2 separate regions of the Homo sapiens genome follow, and region 2 is linked to region 1. Evidence: read pairs that join two places in POLR2A ChIA-PET (ENCODE). Cell type or tissue: GM12878. All regions are shown on one strand. Each heading gives the region's core, and the rest is flanking DNA. Links, peaks and the distances in the headings are about the cores only.

Region 1 (5,365 bases), core at 58-5,057:
CTACAAAAAATTTAAAAATTTGCTGGGCATGGTGGTGGGCACCTGTATTCCCGGCTACTTGGGAGGCTGAGGCAGGAGGATCACTTGAGCCTAGGAGTTTGAGGCTACAGTGAACTATCATTGTCCCACTGCACACCAGCCAGGGCAACAGACAAAGTCCCTTTCTCAAAAAAGCAAAAAAAAAAAAAAAAAAAAAAATAAGAACTTGACTCACATTCCAATTGCTGATGAGAGTCACATGACCAAGCCCAGCACACCATTCAGGATGTATACTCACCCAGGGCAGGTGGAGGCCTGTGAATATTTATGGACCAGTACCCCAACCTATCATACAGCCATGGACATAACTGACCCAGGAACAGCCCTGCTGGCCTTCAGTTTTCCCCTCTGTGAGACAGGAGTGTCTACCAGTCGAGTTAGAGTTTTTCTATTTGTAGCCGAGATGGAAGCTGGGTCGTGGGGTGGCGTGGGTGGCTGCAGGGCCTCCTAGGGGAAATGTACCATGAGAAAATATGGATTCTGGAGTAAGCAATAGGGCCTGAACAAAAAGGAGAGTTCCAGACTTGAGGTGGTGGCTGGGACTTGAACCCCCAACCCCATCCTCCTGCCGAGGTGTGTGCTGCACCCAAGGGAAAAGCTAGCTCTAGGTTTTTGAACTTAGAAAGCAGCTTCATCAACTTCTGCATTGGGGCTTAAGCACCTCCAGGTAGAGACCTCCTGAGTGAGCATAAAGCTTTCCATCACAGACCCAGGAGCTGCCCAGGTCTTAGGGGCTGGAGCTGTCAGGAAGGGTCTGGCGCTGGGTCAAGGCACAGGAAAGGTCTGTGTGGAACAGAGGCTGGTGCAGCAAAGGCTCAGGGGCCAGGGCCTGGGTGCGGTGGCTCATGCCTGTAATCCCAGTACTTTGGGAGGCCAAGGCAGGTGGGTCACCAGGAGTTCAAGACCAGCCTGGCCAACGTGGTGAAACCCCAGCTCTACTAAAAATACAAAAATTAGCTGGGTGTGGTGGTGGGCAAGTGTAATCCCAGTTACTTGGAGGCTGACCTGGGAGAAACGCTTGAACCTGGGAGGCAGTGGTTGCAGTGAGCCGAGATCATGCCACTGCACTCCAGCCTGGGCAACAGAGCAAGACTCTGTCTCAAAAAGAAAACAAAAAGCAAAAAACATGCTCAGAGGCCAGCCCAGCTGAGGTGCCCTGGTCAGATTCATAGGTCCATGGAAGACTCCATTTGGGAACAACCCGAACTCTCTTGTTGGGGCAGAAGGTGGGAGATTTGTGGTAGACTAGGGTTCTGGGACAAGGAGGTGGGCCTTGGGGCTGGGTGCTGGATGTGCCTCTCCACGTGATCTTCTTGCACCCAAAGGACATGGTGAGGCCTGTTCAGCCTTATGTCATGGCCTGAGGTTCCCAAGTTCAACACCCACATCTTCCATAGATACAGAAGTCCCCAGTGGTCAGCCTCCAGTAAGAAGAGAGTAGGCAGCGGGGAACGCTGGCTTAATAAATAAGAAAATAACAAAAATAAGAAGAAACGGGCCAGGTGTGGTGTCTCATTCCTGTAATCCCAGCAATTTGGGAGGCTGAGGTGGGCAGGTGACTTGAGGTCGGGAGTTTGAGACCAGCCTTGCCAACATGGTGAAACCCCGTCTACCAAAAACACAAAAATTAGCCAGGTGTGGTGGTGCATGCCTGTAGTCCCAGCTACTTGAGAGACTGAGGCAGGAGAATCACTTGAACCTGGGAGGTGGAGGTTGTAGTGAGCCGAGATCACGCCACTGCACTCCAGCCTGGGCGACACAGCGAGACACCGTCTCAAATTAAAAAAAAAAAAAAAAAAGAAATGACATCAACAGTTGCATCTGTCCATAGTGTGTAGCGCAGCATTCAAGGAGATCCCTGAGGCATCTGGGGTGTCTGATATCCTATAGGCACCAAGGCTTCCTTAATGCTGCCCCCACCTGATTTTAGAGTGGGGACCGCAGAACAATGTCTGGTCCACAAAGAGCTCAGCCAGGCTGACCACGGAGGCTCAGTGGACTGAGAAGATGGTCAGAATGTGTGGTTTCAACAGCTAAACCCAGACACCCTGGTGTGCGTTTCTCAAATTAGCGATATGTGGGTGGTGGTAGAGGGCAGTAGATCTCACTGGTTGTAACCACAAGCATCCTGGGGCCGTACTGGCAGTGGGGGAAGATGGTGGAGGTAGGGGAAGAAGGGAGGAGTGGGGCAGGTAGGCGAGGACCACGGGAACTGTAGGACTTTAGGGAATTCAGATGTGTCATAGTCACTGTGGCCAGCAAGGCCTTGGGTCCTCTGCCCACACAACTTCATGTCGTCTTGCAACCACCCCACTGGGAGGGGCTGTTACTATCATTTCACAAATGAGGAAGCAGAGACTCAGAGACGGGAAGTACCATGTGCAGATATGAAGGGAATGGAGCTCAGCTAGCAGTCTACGTGACCGTGGCCAAGGGGCCAAGAGGACCAAAGCTCAATTCAGGTCAAAACCCGTCTCTGAGAGGGTCCAACTGGGCAGGCAGGTGTGGTGGGCATCTGTGCTCCTGGCCAGCCCTCCAGCTCCCTTCTCTTGTATCCTCCTCTCCCCTAGGTGGAACCTCAGGGGCCATATTTGTACCTCTCTGCTCCCCTAGCGACAGCTGATTAGACCAGAGGTGCAGGCTGATTTGAGCTGAGCCAATCAGCTTCTTTCTCCTGTGACTTTGGCTTTGAGAATCAGGGATACTGGGTTGCCTTCCTGGCTGGTTATTTGAAAGGAGGCATAAAGCTGGGCTGGACTGGCTGTGTTTGGCCACTTGCTCATAGAATGGCAGAGAGAAGACTCAATCATGGAAAGGTTGAAATGCAGTTATGGGAGGGAGAGACAGAGACAGGCAGAGACAAGATAGAAAGAGGCAGTCATGCAGGAGAGATACTGAGACAAGGCGGGGAGCGGGAGAGGGAGAGAGAAAGGAAGGAAAATAAGAAGGAAGACTGAGATAAAGAGAGAGATAGTCACAAGGAGCCTAAGACACTACCTCCAGATCTCCTGACAACTTTCTGGGTCCCTACTCCTGCCTTCCTGAAGCTGCTCCATGTCCAGCCTTGGATCTCTGGGACCCTCCTGTTTTAATAAATTCCCTTCTCTTCTTGGGCTGTTTTGAAGAAGCTTTCTTTCTTTTATTTTTTTTACTTGCAATTAAACCCCCTGACCTCATTGCATTCAATCTGTACATTGTTTTGGGAGTACAGATATTAATAATATTAATTCTTCTCATCCATGAGCATGAAATAGCTTTCCACTAATTTAGATCTTCAATTTCTTTATCAATGTTTTCTAGTTTTCAGTATACAAATATTACACCTCCTTGGTTAAATTTATTCCTCAGTATTTTTTTAATGCCTTTGTAGATAAGATTGCTTTCTTGATTTGTTTTTCACCTAGGCTGTTGTTTTTGTGTAGATCTGCTATTGACTTTTGTGTGTTGATTTTGCATCCTATGACTTCGCTGAATTTATTTATTAGATATAACAGGGTTTTTTTGTGTGGAATCTTTGGGATTTTCTGTATATAGAATCATGTCATCTGCAAATAGAGATCATTTTACTTCTTCCTTTCTGATTTAGATGACTTTTATTTCTTTTTCTTGTCTGATTGCTCTTGCTCATACTTCCAGTACCATGTTGAATAGAAGTGGAGAGAGTGGGCATCCTTGCCTTGTTCTAGATTTCAGTAGGAAAGTTTTTGATTGTTCCCCATTAATTATGGTGTTAGCTGTGGTTTTTTCATAAATGGCCTCTATTATGTCAAGAAACTTTCTTTCTATGCCAAAACTGTTAAGAGTTTTTATCCAGAAAGGATGCTGAACTTGGTCAAGTGCTTTTTCTGTTTCAACTGAGATGATTGTGTGGTTTTTATCTTTCATTCTGTTAATGTAACGTACCACATTGATTGATTTGTGCACATTAAACCAGTCTTGCCTGTCAGAAATAGACCCTACTTGGTTATGACATGTAGTCTTTTTTGTGTGTTCTTGATTTTGGCTTGCTTATATTTTATTAGGATTTTTACATCGATGTTCATTATAGAGATTGGCCTGTAGCTTCATTTTTTTGTGTGGTATCTTTGTCTGGCTTAGGTATTAAGGTGATTCTGGCCTCATAACAAGTGTTTGGAAATATTTCCTCTAGCTCTATTTTTTTGGTAGAGTTTAAGAAGAACTGATAATAATTCTTCGAATGGCTGGCCGAATTCAGCTATGAAGCCATCTGGTCCTAGGCTTTTCTTGGTTGGAAGATTTTAAATTACTTTTTTGATACAGTTTGGATGTTGTCCCCACCCAAATCTCATATTGAAATGTAATCCCCAGTGTTGGAGGTGTGGCCCGGTGGGAGGTGATGGGATCATGAGGGCGGATTTCTCATGAATGGCTTAGTACCATCCCCTTGGTGCTGCCCTCACCATAGTGAGTGAGCTCTCCTGAGATCTTATCATTTTAAACTCTGTGGCACCTCCCCCTCTCTCTCTTGCTCCCGCTCCCACCATGTGAGAGGCCTGGCTCCCCCTTCACCTTCCGCATAATTGTAAGTTTCCTGAGGCCTCCCCAGAAGCAGATGCCAATATTATGCTTCCTGTATGGCCTGCAGAACCATGAGCCAACGGAACCTCTTTTCTTACAAATTACCCAGTCTCAGATATTTCTTCACAGCAATGTGAAAATGGCTTAATACACTTGTTCAATCCCTTTGTTATTAGTGTGTTCAAGCATTCTATTTCCTCCAATTCAATCTTGGTAGGTTACATTTTTCTAGGAATTTATCCGTTTCCTCTAGGTTATCCAAAATGTCCATACCCAAAGCAATGTACAGGTTTAATGCAATGTCTATCATAATTCCAATGGCATTTTCACAGAAATAGAAGAAACAATTTTAAAATTCAGGTGGAACCACAAAAAAACCCTGAATAGACAAAGAAATACTGAGAAAGAAACATAAAGAGACATCGTACTTCCTGATTTTTTTTTTTTTTTTTGAGATGGAGTTTTGCTCTTGTTTGTTGCCCAGGCTGGAGTGCAGTAGCACAATCTTGGCTCACTGCAACCTCTGCCTCCCAGGTTCAAGAGATTCTCCTGCTTCAGCCTCCTGAGTAGCTGGGACTACGGGTGCGCACCACCACGACCAGCTAATTTTTTGTATTTTTAGTAGACAAGGTTTCACCATGTTGGCCAGGCTGGTCTCTAACTCCTGACCTCAGGTGATCCACCCACCTCGGCCTTCCAAAGTGCTGGGATTACAGGTGTGGGCCACTGTACCTGGCCTGATTTAAATTATATTACAAAGTTACAATGATTAAAACAGTATGTTACT
Region 2 (5,365 bases), core at 247-5,246, 200 kb after region 1:
GCCACAGAAGGTGGTTCCAAATTGTGGGGAGAGAGAATTTCCTTTTAAACTGGGGAGTGAGAAAGAGGAAGAAAATCCTTCTAAATTGGAGGAGGGAGGGGATGTGCTTAATTGGGGAAGAGGAATGGGAAAAGACTCCTGCTTGAGAAGAAGGGTGGCAAAGAGGTGATTCCTCAAAAGAGACACTGGAAAATAATGTCTATAAAATTTTAGGGATTCGGAGAGGATAGTGACAGAGGAAGAGAATTCCTTAAAAGAGAAAAAGATCTGGACAGAAGATCTCTGTACCTGAGCGTGAGACTCCCCCACGCTCCAGACAGAGCGGCAACTGCCAGCCACTTGCCACCAGGTCCTCCCTTTGACAAGCCCAACTCGCCCAAAGCCCTCCCGGCCCGACGGGGCCCTCCCGTGCTCCCGGCTCAGTGGCAGCGGCGGTTCCCGGTCCGGGTCCGCGGGTGCCTGCCGTGGCCCTCCCCGCACCACGCGCAGCCCTCCAGGCCCCCGGGGCGCGCCGAGGCGCTTCCTTACCTTGGTGAGTCCTCCGCAGCGGGTGTGGCCGGCTCTGCGGGCGGCCCCGGGCCAGGGCCGGGGGGCGGGGGGCGGGGGTGCCGGGCTAGGGGGGAGCGGCAGGGTGAGGGCTGGGGGCGCGGGCACGGTGCCCAGCGGGGGTGAGGGGGCCGTTGGCAGCCCCAGGGCCCTCGGGCGGGCCGGGCCGAGCCGGAGGAGGTGCGCGGCGCGCGGGGCCGGGGAGGGGCGCCGGGGCCCGGGCCGGAGGGCGGAGGGCTCCCTCCTGAGGCGGGCGGGGTGCTCCAGCCTGCGGGGCCGGCCCGGAGCCGGGCTAGGCGCGCGGGAGGGAGGCCCGGCGCCCGGGGAGCCGAGGACTGGGCGCGCGGATCAGAGGGGCCGTTTTTCTTGCCTCGGCTGACAAATCAATCAGGGCCAGCCGGGCGCCGGGAGCGGCCACCCGGGCTGCGGCGCGCGGCTCCCCGCTCGCCCCGCGTTGCCAGCTGCCGGCCGCCTGGAGTGGGCGCGGGCCGCGGCGCGGGCTGGCTGCGGTCATTAGGCTGCGGGCGCGTGCGGCCGGGGGCGGGGGCGGGGGCGGCGGCGAGCGCCGGGAGGGGGCGGCGCGGCGTCCCCCGCGTCCCCCGCGTCCCCGGCCTCCCCACCCCGCCCGCCGCCGTCCCGCGCCCGCTAGCGCTCGGCGTCCCCCGCCCCCCGCTCCGTGGCTGTCACCGGCCGGTCCCCCCGGCCGTCCCCGCCCGCCTCCCCCTGTCTCTTTCCATCTCCCGGTCTCCGCGGCGTTTCTCTGCCTCCTTCCTCGCCTCTCCCGGCCTCTCTGGCTGTCCCCGGCTCTCTTCCTCACTGCCTCTCTCTTTTTCTCTTACCCCTCTCTCCTCGGCTGCTCTCACCACTTCCTCCCTCCCTCTCCGGCTTCCTTCTACCTCCCCTCACTCTCCCCCCTTTCTCGCCTTGCTCAGGGGGACTCGCTATCTCTTTCTCTGTCTCTCCTTGGAACAGCGGCCCCCAAAATGCAACTGAAGCCATTTCCCTGCTCTGAGACCTCGGACAAGTCACTCCCCGCCAGGGCTGCAGTTTCCTGTCTCTAAAAGGAGTTGATGAGCAGCTCTAGGTGGGGTGGCGATGGGGGACGCAGGAGGTGCCCCGTGCCTGTGGTCCCCTGTTGAAGTTCACGCCTCCTCAAATGCAGCGGCCACCCAGCGCTCGCTGGGTGCCATGTGTGCCCCACAAAACACCTTTCCTCAGCCTCGAGGACAAGTACCAGAGGCCAGTTCCGCGGGAAAAGTTAATGGTGGTTTCCTCCAGGGTCCCTAAAGCCCCTCCTGAAAAGTGACTGTGGTTCCCCTCCCCCTGTCCTCAGGTTTTGAGTGGGCACAACCTAAGCTGGATCTGATAGGCCCTGTCACCTGCTGGTTCCTCCCTGGTTGACACCAAGCAGAGGGGCAATGCTCTCTCGCTGTCCTTAGACCCAAGCAGGAGAAAAATCTACCCTCCCTCCTTCCCTCCCCATTCCCCATCACACCATGATTGGCTTTTAAGCTTCAGGGATGTTTCCCGGACCGAGTGTGGCTTCAGAGTCAGAGAGATGTGAGTTCAAGACCACTTGCTTAGGTAAGTCACACTGCTCCAAGTTTCAGTTTCTTCATCTGTGAAATGGGAGCAATAACCACCTCTTTTTCAGGATTGCCATTGAGATCATTCGTGGAATCCATAAAGTGCCCAGCCCACAGGTTATTTATTCTGTCCAGCTTTTATTCAAGCTTTTTGCTTAGCACTGAGGAAACAGCAATTCACGAGGCAGGCATGGTCTCTGCCTTCATGCAACTTGCATTCTAGGAGGCAGACAGACTGTGGACAGCAATTACAGAATTTCATGACAGTTATACAAGTGCCATGGAACATATAGAGTACGATAAGACCAGATATCCAGGGAAACTGACCTGGTCTGGGGCTCAGGAAGGCCTTTCCCAAAGTGTGATGACATCGAAGCTGAGACCTGAAGTCAATTGGGGCACCAGGATTGCAGTTGGTAGGAAGTGGGCAGGGGGTGCTAAAAGAGGTGGTGGAGGGAGAGCGTTCCTGGCACGAGGGAGCAAGGCCAGCGCGAAAGCCGGAGTGGCCGGTGTGGGGTGGGGAGCGGGATGAGGCTGCAGAGGTGGGCGGGGCCAGGCGTGGGCAGGCAGTGTCTTGTAGGCTGTGCTGGGAAGTCCCGGCCTCAGCGCACAGAAACTGCTCTCATGAACCCTCAACCACATGAGTCCCGATTTCCCCTTTTCTGAGCTGGAAGGAAGAAGCCAGGCCAGCATGCAGACTCATTCTTTGCCTTTGGTTATTCCTGGGGGCTGCCATCTCTTGTCCTCTCCTTTGCTATGTCCCAGCACTGTGCACCCAAAGATGTCATTGCCTACTATGACAGCCATGCCCCCACCCGAGGGCCTCCCTGGCAGCACACACTCAGGCTTGGTTTCTGTTTGTGCCCTTAAAGTCAGGCCCACAGGAGGCATCGTCCTTGGCCACTGATCCCCTGTTGTGTGCCAGGCCCTGTGCTGGGCATGGCCCCTGTCCTCACAAAGCACTCCTTTTTCTGGGAAGACACTTTTGAGCACACAGGGATGCAATGACCATGATGAAGGAGTCTCATGGGGGACCTGAGGCATGGGGCTGGAAGCTCTTTGAGGGCAGGTCCATCGTGTGTTTTCTCACCTCGCATCATCATCAGGGTGTGGCACTGTGCCTGGCACCAAGGCAGACACTCAGAAACACGTATTTGGAGGATGAAAAAGAAAAGTGGAGTTTAAACATAGAAGGATGAAGGCTCAGTAGGAGCTCAGAGAGCCACAAGAAAGGGGGAGGAGACCTGCCTCTGAAGCTCTGTAAGGAGGAGGCAAAGGGCTCTGTAGTGGGAGGGAGCTGATGCTTCTGGGGCTCCTCCTCCTGGGGCCAGGCAGGTGCTGGGCACTTTTGTGCAGTTCCCTGGGCCAACCTCCACAGCGCCCCGCCTCGAGGGCACCATTGGCCCCACTTTTCTGTTAAAGCGCTAGGGTCCAGAGGGGTTGCGTCACAGGCTTGAGGTCACACAGCCAGTAAGAGCCTGCGCCCGGATTTGAACCCTGGTCCGCCTGCTCCTCTTTACTAAAAGGAGGAAGCAAAAGAGGAGGAGAAGGCAGAGGAAGGCGACGACTGAGAACAAAAGAAGAGCAGTGGCAAAGGAGTGAGCTCCATGAGTAATTTTTCAACTTAAAAACAATTCCCATTTCCCAGCCCTGCGGAGGCAGGCGCAGCGGATCTGAGGCGAGGCCGGCCCTCTGACTCGCAGGAGCCTGCCAAGGGGCCCCGGCAAGCTGCTTCAAAGTCGGCCTCTTCAGCACAGGCGCTTTTAAACTTCACACGGGAAACTTTCCAGGGCTGACTTTTTGCACTTTGTTTCCAAATCAAGAGATGGGGAAGTCCCTCTCAGCCCAGCGGGGAGGCGATCACACTGCGAGACTTGCCCTAGGGTTTTTGGCTTGGCACTGAGCTCCTCAATAGGGCAAATGGGCTGATCCCCAGATGTAGGGGTGTGGGGCCCTGTCCCCTGCCCGAAATGGGTTCCCAGGAAGAATTCAGGGTGTGGGCTTGGCAGCCAGTGCCCCCCTACCCCCCCTCCGTCCCCAGGGTCCCCAGGGGGGATAAGGCCTCTCTTCCTGTATCCTCCCAAGTCTGTTTCTACCTGGGTTCCAGGTGGCTTTTGTGGACAAGATGCGACCACCTCATGAGGATCAAGATGTACTCCTTGCTCTTCTCTGCACAGCAGTCTCAAAACTAGGCTACACCGTCTGTCTCCTCTGGTCACCATTTTGAGAGGCAGCAAGGGTCTTCCTAACCCTCAGCTCCCTCTGATTTTTGGAATTCAGATTTGGATTTTGGATGTACATCAAGAGGCTGGCTCCACGCATTTTAATTAAGTTGTCTTTTTTCATTTATTACTAATACACTCCTCTTAACTATGATTTATTGGTTAAACAAAGCACCATAAGCCGTCACTTATTCATCTTAATTTCAACAAAATTAAAGTAGTCGCTGTTAGATTGCACCTAATTGCACTTGCAATGAAAAGAACGGAGATGTTAATCAAAATAAATTGAAGATAAACAATAAAATCATTACATCTTTGCGGTGGTAAGTGTAACTAATCAGTTTTGACTCGAAGTGACCGAGCAGGAATAATGAATGTGTCACCGAAGGCACGCTCATTAAGGGAGGCTGCCGGGACCTGGTCCTCAGGGCAGCAAACAGCCACCCTGCCCATGTGGCTCTGAGGGTTCCTGCCTCCTGGGCTGGGCAGAGGGACCCCAAGGAGTAAAGTGATTCAGGAGGAGGCTCAGAGAATGGAAGCGAGTCATGGATGGGGGTCTCTGAGGCTGCCCTGCTACAAAGGGGTCCTCTCACTCTGATGGGAAAGAGGTCCCAGGCTCGTTACTGGACAGCCCAGGAAACCAAGGATGGGGTGAAGGCAGCTGGAAGACAGACAGACAGCCCGATATCCAGGGAATATAAACAGGCAGATGCACTGCAGGGTCACAGTAGAGAAGAGTCAAGCATTAAGAGACAAGGAGAGCTGGGTGCGGTGGCTCACGCCTGTAATCCCAGCACTTAGGGAGGCTGAGGCTGGTAGATAACCTGAGGTCAGGAGTTCAAGACCAGCCTGGCTAACATGGTGAAACGCTGTCTTTATTAAAAATACAAAAGAATTAGGCAGGCATGGTGGCGCACACCTGTAGTCCCAGCTACTCAGGAGGCTGAGGCAGGAGAATTGCTTGAACCTAGGAGACAGAGGTTGCAATGAGCCGAGATTGGTACCACTGCA

Evidence for each region. ChIA-PET counts read pairs that join two places held together with the same protein. Peaks named below come from ENCODE experiments on the same cell type or tissue, not always from the same donor. Only the 100,000 strongest peaks of a DNase experiment are listed, where the experiment ranks them.
Region 2: POLR2A ChIA-PET joins it to region 1 with 6 read pairs; 1 of 35 experiments calls an interaction of 5 or more read pairs at or near these places.

Annotation. Positions count from the first base shown.
Region 1 is chr9:124,194,566-124,199,930 of GRCh38, reverse strand. No RefSeq gene overlaps it. Among named protein-coding and RNA genes, the nearest start is that of NEK6, 61 kb to the left of the region's middle. In GM12878, for the core only: a CTCF peak has its summit at 2,313; DNase peaks (open chromatin) are centred at 2,240 and 2,360; H3K4me3 peaks cover 1,231 bases; H3K27ac peaks cover 3,257 bases.
Region 2 is chr9:123,995,413-124,000,777 of GRCh38, reverse strand. It overlaps LOC105376267 (a long non-coding RNA gene), which reads left to right and starts at 1,391. Exons shown (of 3, transcript XR_930333.4): 1 at 1,391-1,630; 2 at 2,059-2,130; 3 at 3,659-4,670. RefSeq lists silencers at 483-552, 743-902 and enhancers at 1,946-2,700, 2,780-2,889. In GM12878, for the core only: no CTCF peak of the experiment used is centred there; DNase peaks (open chromatin) are centred at 2,767 and 3,937; H3K4me3 peaks cover 2,133 bases; H3K27ac peaks cover 2,132 bases.